Linked DNA regions of Homo sapiens: region 2 is linked to region 1. A link is an interaction called in ENCODE POLR2A ChIA-PET data of the cell type or tissue named here. Cell type or tissue: MCF 10A. All regions are shown on one strand.

What was found. Peaks named below come from ENCODE experiments on the same cell type or tissue, not always from the same donor. Only the 100,000 strongest peaks of a DNase experiment are listed, where the experiment ranks them.
Region 2: POLR2A ChIA-PET joins it to region 1 with 12 read pairs; 6 of 35 experiments call an interaction of 5 or more read pairs at or near these places.

The regions. Positions count from the first base shown.
Region 1 is chr3:31,967,324-31,971,323 of GRCh38, reverse strand. All of the region lies in intron 1 of OSBPL10 (oxysterol binding protein like 10), which reads left to right. Among named protein-coding and RNA genes, the nearest start is that of OSBPL10, 12 kb to the left of the region's middle. In MCF 10A, no CTCF peak of the experiment used is centred here; a DNase peak (open chromatin) is centred at 2,183.
Region 2 is chr3:31,878,400-31,882,399 of GRCh38, reverse strand. It overlaps OSBPL10 (oxysterol binding protein like 10), which reads left to right. Exons shown (of 12, transcript NM_017784.5): 2 at 2,570-2,745. Among named protein-coding and RNA genes, the nearest start is that of OSBPL10, 100 kb to the left of the region's middle. In MCF 10A, CTCF peaks have their summits at 1,930 and 2,129; DNase peaks (open chromatin) are centred at 1,519 and 2,189.

The DNA.
Region 1 (4,000 bases):
TACTAAAAATGCAACAATTAGCGGGCATGGTGGCATGCGCCCGTAATCCCAGCTACTTGGGAGGCTGAGACAGGAGAATCGCTTGAACCCAGAAGGCAGAGGTTGCAGTGAGCCAAGATTGTGCCACTGCACTCCAGCCTGGGCGACAGAGCAAGACTCCAGCTCAAAAAAAAAAAAAAAAAAAGAAAAAAGAAAAAAAAACAGAAAAAAAAAACCAACTCATTAGATGCAGCAGTACAGGTGGTGAGTGCTACTGCAGAGGAAGCACCTGGGAGTGGGAGCAGCTGCTCCACTTGGGAATAAAGGGCAGAAGTCGCAGGTGGAGGAAGACCTTCTAGAATGTTGAAGAGAAGAGTTCATCATGCAGACAAAGGCTTCAGCAGGGCGTCCCTGGTAGAAGGCTCTGTGAGTACAAATGTTTGGAGGCATGAAAGGAGATAGGTTTAGTATGGCTGGAATGCAGGTTGTATGTGGAGTGTGGCCAGAGATGAGACTGTAAAAGACAGACTAGGCTAAAAAAAGGCTACTTTCTGAAGAAGCTCTTAAGCCGCTGAGACCACAGATCACAAAATGTCTGTGTTACCACAAGGGGAACGCTGGCCCTGTGTATTTGTGGGTCCACGAAGCATCAGACACTTTACGTATATTATCCAATTTAATCTTTAAAATGAGATGGAGGTGGGTGTTGCAAAGCTATCCATTCTCCCCTTTTCCTGTAGCTATAGACCCCAGTTTTTAGCTGGATGCATGGCTGTCAAAAATAAAACTGTATTTTCATCCCTCCCCCTCCTTGCAACTAGGATGGTGATGAGATTATAATCTGGATGTAAGCGCAGAGTTGTCACATAGTAATTTCCTGGAACCTTCTTTGTACTCTTCTTACCTTTTCCTTTCCTGTTGGAATATAGACATGCTGGCCAAAACTAGAATATGGAAATGATGGCTGGAATTTCAGCAGCCGTCTTGAACCTCGAGGTGACTGGGATGAAGGCCATGGAGACAGAAGAAATCTGGCCTCAGAGGACTTTGTGGATCAAAGCCACCTCATAAATCCTAGCTGCAACCTCTGGAATTTTCCTTGTGGGGAGGGGGAGGAATATGCTTCTTTTGCAAGCCCCGAGTCTCAGTCAGATCTAACCCTAATTGATGCAGGTAGAATCGCAGTTTTACAGGTGAAGATGTTGAGGCCTAGAGTGACATAGACTGCACAGTTAATAAATTGTGGAGCACGGAATTTTCGGACTTCAAAGTGTGTTTTCTTTTTCTCTGGAAAGAACTTGGTCTCCTACCCCTTCATTTTATAGATGAGATTACTGAGGGCTTTGGCTTAGGGTAAACTAGGACCAGCTAATTCCACTGCAAGATAATCATTTCCTGCCCCGCGCCCCCCACCCCCGCATACTCTTTCTCTCCATGGCCTTTCCAAAGAAGAGGCCTCGTGTTTTTTTTTTTTCTTTTTTTGTTTTTTTGAGACGGAGTCTCGCTTTGTCGCCCAGGCTGGAGTGCAGTGGTGCGATCTCGGCTCAATGCAACCTCCGCCTCCCAGGTTCAAGCTATTCTCCTGCCTTAGCCTCCGGAGTAGCTGGGATTACAGGTGCCTGCCACCATGCCTGACTAATTTTTTGTATTTTTAGTAGAGACGAGGTTTCCACCATGTTGGCCAGGTTGACCTGGCCTCAAGTAATCAAGTAATCTGGCCTCAAGTAATCCGACCTCATTACGTGAACACCTGACCTCAACTAATCCACCCACCTCAGCCTCCCAAAGTAGTGCTAGGATTACAGGCGTGAGCCACCGTGCCCAGCGAAGCCCCGTGTTTTAACGAGTGATGTTGTAGCCCTCCTTTGGGCAGAATATCTTTCTGTGCATGGGTTGTGTTCGGTGGTTTTTCCTCTTCCAAAACCCTAACTGTTCCAGAGCTGTAAGTGTAGAGCTTTCTCTTTAGACAACCTTGCCAACTCTTGCCACCTCTGGGCTGGTCCTTAGGAATGACTTTCCTTGCCTGGCCTGTCCTTTCTCTGCCTGAGTGTTTAGGGGATGGATGAGGGGTTCCTTGGCCCTGTGATTATTTGTAAGTGCTGACAGATGTCTTGATTTATGCAGAGGCCTCCCAATTCATTAACCTCAGAGTGTGGACTTTGGCTGAAATAGGATCATGCGTTTGCGGAATGTACTTTGCTTTTGGGATTCTTGTGTGTCTGAGTTCCACCCTATTACTAATACCTTAACAATGGGCTTCTTGATCCCCTTGGCTAACCACACAGCACAGAACTTTTTTGTGTGTGTACTGCAGCAGACTCATTTAGTGGCCTCGTCTCTAAAAAGTTTAACAGAACAAAAACCCATTTGTGCTAGTACGTGCCGTTGAGAGAGCATTTGTCGTACATTCATTATATAGCATTTCATATTGATTCCTCTCTTTGCTCCAGCAAATTTCTTTGTGGTAATTTTTATTAGCTTGGCTAATGAGTGCCTTTTTCTTTTTATGAGAAGTCTGCAGCTGATACCTTGGCCCAAAGTACATCATAACACTATTATAGTTGTTTAGTTAATTTGGAATTTCCTGTAACTGGAATTTTTATGTCAAAGATCAGTTTACATGATTGCTTCGAAGTCAGCTAAAATTCAGGAAGATGGTCTTAAAAGCCAGAATGGCATGTTTTCTTTCTCATGTTGATTAATAGGATAGGCCATTTTTATGGGTTGAACGTAAAGGTATGCTTCAGAAAATCTTTGTATCAAAGAAAGTAGACCAAACTTGTATCTGGGAAATCAAGTTTAAGTCTGGGTAAAGTGTTTTTTTTTTTTTTTTCCCCTTCAAAATAGAAGCAAAGCATGACCTAACTTGGATGAAACTAAATTGCAGTGATTCATGTCATGGAATGGTCTGAATTTCTGTTTATCTGAAGGCTTGCTTCCTTTTCCTTTCCAGCATTGTAGTGTTATTGGTATTTTTGATATTTTTGTTTTGTTTCCTTTTTTGTTTTTGCTTCCTTTCTTAGTTTAAGACTTTGAATTCTTTTGTGTAACAACTGCATGTAACTTGTGATCCGATTTTTTTTTCTATAAATGACATGATTGACAACATTTGTATAAAGTCTACAGATTTGATAATAGTACTGTATCCATGTCAAGTATTTATTTTAACATTTACGCACTGAAGTATTTAAGGGTAAAGGGGCATTATGTTGGCTATTTACAGAAAGAAATACACACAGAAAGAAAAAATAATAAAGCAACTGTGGTAAAATGTTAATAGTTCTTTAATAGTAAATACTTATTTGTATTATTTGTGTAACTTCTCTGTAAATTTGAAATTATATTGAAAGATTAACAAAAATTCACTTGACCTATTCAAAACAAAAACCTTGGGGTGTGCACTATATACTTAATCACCGAATAGAGCATATATCTAATAAACATTATCCAATTTGCCTTAATTCTAGTCTTCTAATGTGGCCACTGAAGCATCCATTCTTGAAGCTTCATCCAGACTGGTTTAGAAGATGCCCAGGTGTGATAAAAATGATTGTTAGGCAATTCCAGAGATTAACTACAATGAAATTGCCTGAGTGTGTGAGTGCCTGTGAGCAAATAGGTAAAGCCAGCATATTTGCAGCTTATGAAAGGACCATTAAACCAAAGGTTTGGGAGATTTGTTTTTATCCTTTCACTGTTTTTATCCTTTCCCTATTAAGTTGTTTCATCGTAATATAAATGTCAACTGTCTCTTTCATTTATAAATGAGATGAAGTGGGAAACATTGCTTGTTTCCTCATTACTCCAACATAGGAAAATTATAATGAATTACCATTTATAAGCAACTTTTTTTTTTCATTTTTTTGAGACAGGGTGTTGCTCTGTTGTCCACGCTGGAGTGCAGTGGTGCAATCACAGCTCATTGTAGCCTCAACCTCCTGGGTTCAAGCGATCCTCCTGCCTCAGCCTCCCAAGTGGCTGGGGCTACTACAGGCCAGGGCAGGAGGATCGCTTGAGGCCA
Region 2 (4,000 bases), 89 kb after region 1:
CCGGCTTGGGGATCACACTTTGAATAGCCCTGGTTCTGACACATTTTTGCGTCTTCGTTTATCCACGCTGTTCATGAGAACCAGAAATACCGTTATTAGAATGACTTGAGAGATGAGAGGGAAGAAGAGTAAAATAGATAGTAGTCTTGGCCAGACCATCTGAAATATTAAAAATAATTCAAAGTGGACGATTTCTTAGAGGAATTGGAGCTTTGGAGGACTGCCACCCGGGCAGTCATGTGCTAATGAGATGGCTGCGACTTGCTCCCTTGCCGGGGCCATAAGTAGGGACCTCTACTGCCAGGCAAAGGAGCTTTCAGCTTCATTATCTCTGTTGGAACAGGGAGATTTGGAGAATGAAGTATGTAAATAGGTCCTGGAGAAGTGATATGGAGAAGTTACAAGGAAGGACTTGAGTGAGAATCAAGGAGTTTCAGTTTGCTGGAGTGGACCCGAGCCTGAACTTTGGACACAGAAGAGTTGAACTTGGATTTTAAATTCCTTCAAGTCTCAGGATACGTATAATGTGGGGATAACATCTATTCTGTTGGGTTATTGTGAGAATAATTTAGAGGTTTGTGAACTTTGCTGGTTGTTGGTGCTTCTAGGTTAAAATAAGTATCTAACAGATTCATTTTTTAAGTGGTTAGTTCCAAACAACCTCATACATATTTATGTCTAAACAACTCAGTAGCTATTTGAAAAAATAATATCAATTGAAAGAAAAATATTTTAGTTTCTTAAATAACCACAATTACTTATTAATGGGATGTGTGTACCTGTGGGTACTGCACAGCTTCTCAAACCTTGGAATCATACTGGACATTGCTGTTCTCTTTTCCTGTTCTACGTTGATGTTTTTTTTTAAATCGTAGCACCTGCTGAAACTCTTTGCAAAAATATGATGGCATCAAAAGGAGTGTAGTGCAATATAATGTTAAAACTGTGAAAAGTCCCTGAGTTGGTAGTACAGACGGTATGTTGAGTCTCGCCATGTATCCCTCAAAAAATGTAAAATATGTTGCATTGCCTCTATCAGTTCACTGTATGACCCGGGTGCTTTGATGCATGGATGGAGAAACGTGGGATTTAGTAGGTTTTTTTCTTTATTCATTCCTTGCACAAGTGCTAACTGAGTAGCAATGAACTATCAGGCACACTGCTGGGCGCTGTGGGGAGGAAAACACTTTCCACTTCCGCAGAGTGTAGTCTAGTGGGGAAACCAGTCATTGAATCAGATAATCACACAAATGTAGACTTCAAATGGGGCCAGTACCATGAGGGAGCATTTCAAAGTGCTGCAAGAAAGAATATTTGACCCGGTCAGGAGAACTTGACACGGCAAGAAGGGGTAGGAACCATATTCCAGGCAGGGGGAGTAGCATTCTGGGCAAGTGTTTTTCAAACTATCTATGGTGAAGGACCTGCTTCACTCCATCTGCCAATTGCACTGTCATTGGTTCATGACTAGTATGTAGCTTGTGTGGACCACGTGTGTTTGACAACTTCTGAACTGTTGAGACTTGTCCAACTGATCTATGCATTTGGATATTGAAACAAAGCCAAATGCAGGAAATGTTTCAAAAGGGTGTGGTGGACTGGTAACAGTTTGTAGACCGTCAAAATTTGCAGACCACACTTTGAGTAACTGCTCCAGACAGCAAGAACAGCATGTGCAAAGGTCCTGTGGCAGGAGGCAACTTGGTGACTATGAAGGAAGAGAGAAAAGACTAGTGTCAGTGGAAGATGAAGTGAGAAGGTAGAAAAGTCAGCAGGGGCGGGCCTCAAGGCCACAGTAAGAATCTGAGGCTCAGGTGAAGACATTTCCCTCCTGGTGGAGAAGGGGAAATTGTCTTGACTACTTCCTAGGTAATAGCTTGAGAAAATTAACAGGCCAGATATTTGGCTACAAAGATTCATTGTGTGATTTAAGCAAATTGGAGTTCTTCTTCTTTTACCATGGATGTAGAGTTCAGTGGCATTTCAACGTCCCAGAGCAGGGGGATTCCTTGCCTTCGTGTGAATGGGCCTGCTAGAGCGTGTCCAGATGGTTGCAGAAGCACCTCCAGTTCCCTGACAGATGCTGCCAGGTGCTCAGGCTCCTTATGGTACCCATGCCACTGGCAGGAAGTTGGAGACCAAGCTTGCTGCTGCTCTCTGGGTGTGAAACTACCTCTCCTGGAGGCCTTGTGAATTTCAACTGTTCCTGTGAATTCATGTGGAGCATGTTGCAAGAGGCTGTGTTGCAATGCTTCTGCCAGTCTCTGTCATTCTGAGGTTTAATGTGGTATCCATGGGTACTGGGTGAAGTGTGGGCATGGCACCAAATCCTGAGTGGTCCTGGCCCTTGCCCACAAGTGCCCCATTATGAGCGCCACTCTGATTTAAGAATCCAGTGCTCTCTCCCTACTCAGGCTAACTTCTATGGGCATCTGGGAGGGACTTTTGGTTTCCAGCTTCATGGATGTGGAGTCTTGATGTTGACTTCTGGATCACTTTGCTTTTTTCTGCTTTGCTGTGCAGAATAGGGTAGGAGAGAAAAATGATGTACTGTGGTTTCTCTGTGCAGGTACTTCGTACTGGATTTCGAGGCTGGCATCCTGCAGTATTTTGTGAATGAGCAAAGCAAACACCAGAAGCCTCGAGGAGTCCTGTCTTTATCTGGAGCCATAGTGTCCCTGAGCGATGAAGCTCCCCACATGCTGGTGGTGTACTCTGCTAATGGAGAGATGTTTAAACTGAGAGGTGCGTTCTTCTCCCAGTAACTTTTCAGACAGGCCTCTAGTTGCTATGGTGATGGCTCTCTTGTTTTTTGATTTTTTGTTTTTTTAAATTGCCTTTGACAGTTTGCTGTGTTTGGAGGACTCTGTGGTGACACACATTGCCTCTCTTATCCCTGGGGTGGGGAGATGGAGCTGACATTAGGAATTACTTGTCCTAATTAACTGAGGAATTAAGGACAAAGGAAAGGTGAGTGATTCCCAAAGCAGCGCGCCTTAGGACTTCGAAGATCTTAAGTGTTAGCTCAGTATATTCTCTTTGACGTAATAGTATGAATCTTCACTACAGTGCCCTGTGAGGGCTGTGCTATAAGGGCAAAAAAAGACCTTTAAGGGTCCTAGTGTTTTCCCCCCAAAGTTTCTCTAGAACCGTTTCTTAGTAAAGTGCCCCTTTGAGTTTTGTTCAATCCACTGTCGTAGAGCCTGGTGAGAAGCCAACTGGAATGGAGTTAATGTCCCTTTGTATGCTTTCTTCCCTTCTCTTTGCTTCTTGAAAATGGATATCTTTGCTTTAATAAAGAAAAAAAAGAAAATGGATACCTGCCCAGCATCCCGGAAATGAGGATGACTTTCCAGGGAGTCCAGTATTCACCCTCAAGACACATCCATCGCACAGAAATGTCAGACTTGTAATAAAATTGCAGTGTAATTTGATTGCTAGATCATTCTACCAGGATCTGTCATGGTTGCATTGCTGTGATTCTTCTGCCACTTTTCTTCTAATAAAATAATGAAATGAAACAACAAATCTAAATGCCCACAAGTGCATGCACACACACACACACACACACACACACACACACATGGACACGCAGAGTCTATATTATTTATCAAGTCCTGAGGAAAAGTAGTATGTATTAAGTATTGAGAGGTGGTTGAAAATTCTGCCTTTTTTAATGTAACATTTTCTTTTGACTAAGAGCTAAGTATGAAGAAACGGCTGCTTGCTATCTGTTCGTGACCATGATCAGTTGCCTCTGCAAAGTCAGACTGAGGGACTACATTCCTCACCTCTCAGCCCAGTTTTCACCATTCTTCTGCCAAGCTTCACTACCCAAGAGATGGAATAAGCTAATGTTTATTATCTATATACAAGTCATATTTCAGAATCTATAAAACAATCCAAAAACCTCGGAAGTAAAAATGTCTATAGTTGATAAAAAACTTTCAGGAATGTGATAAGATTCATGTTCTCTTGAGATTCATGCAGTGTGCATTCC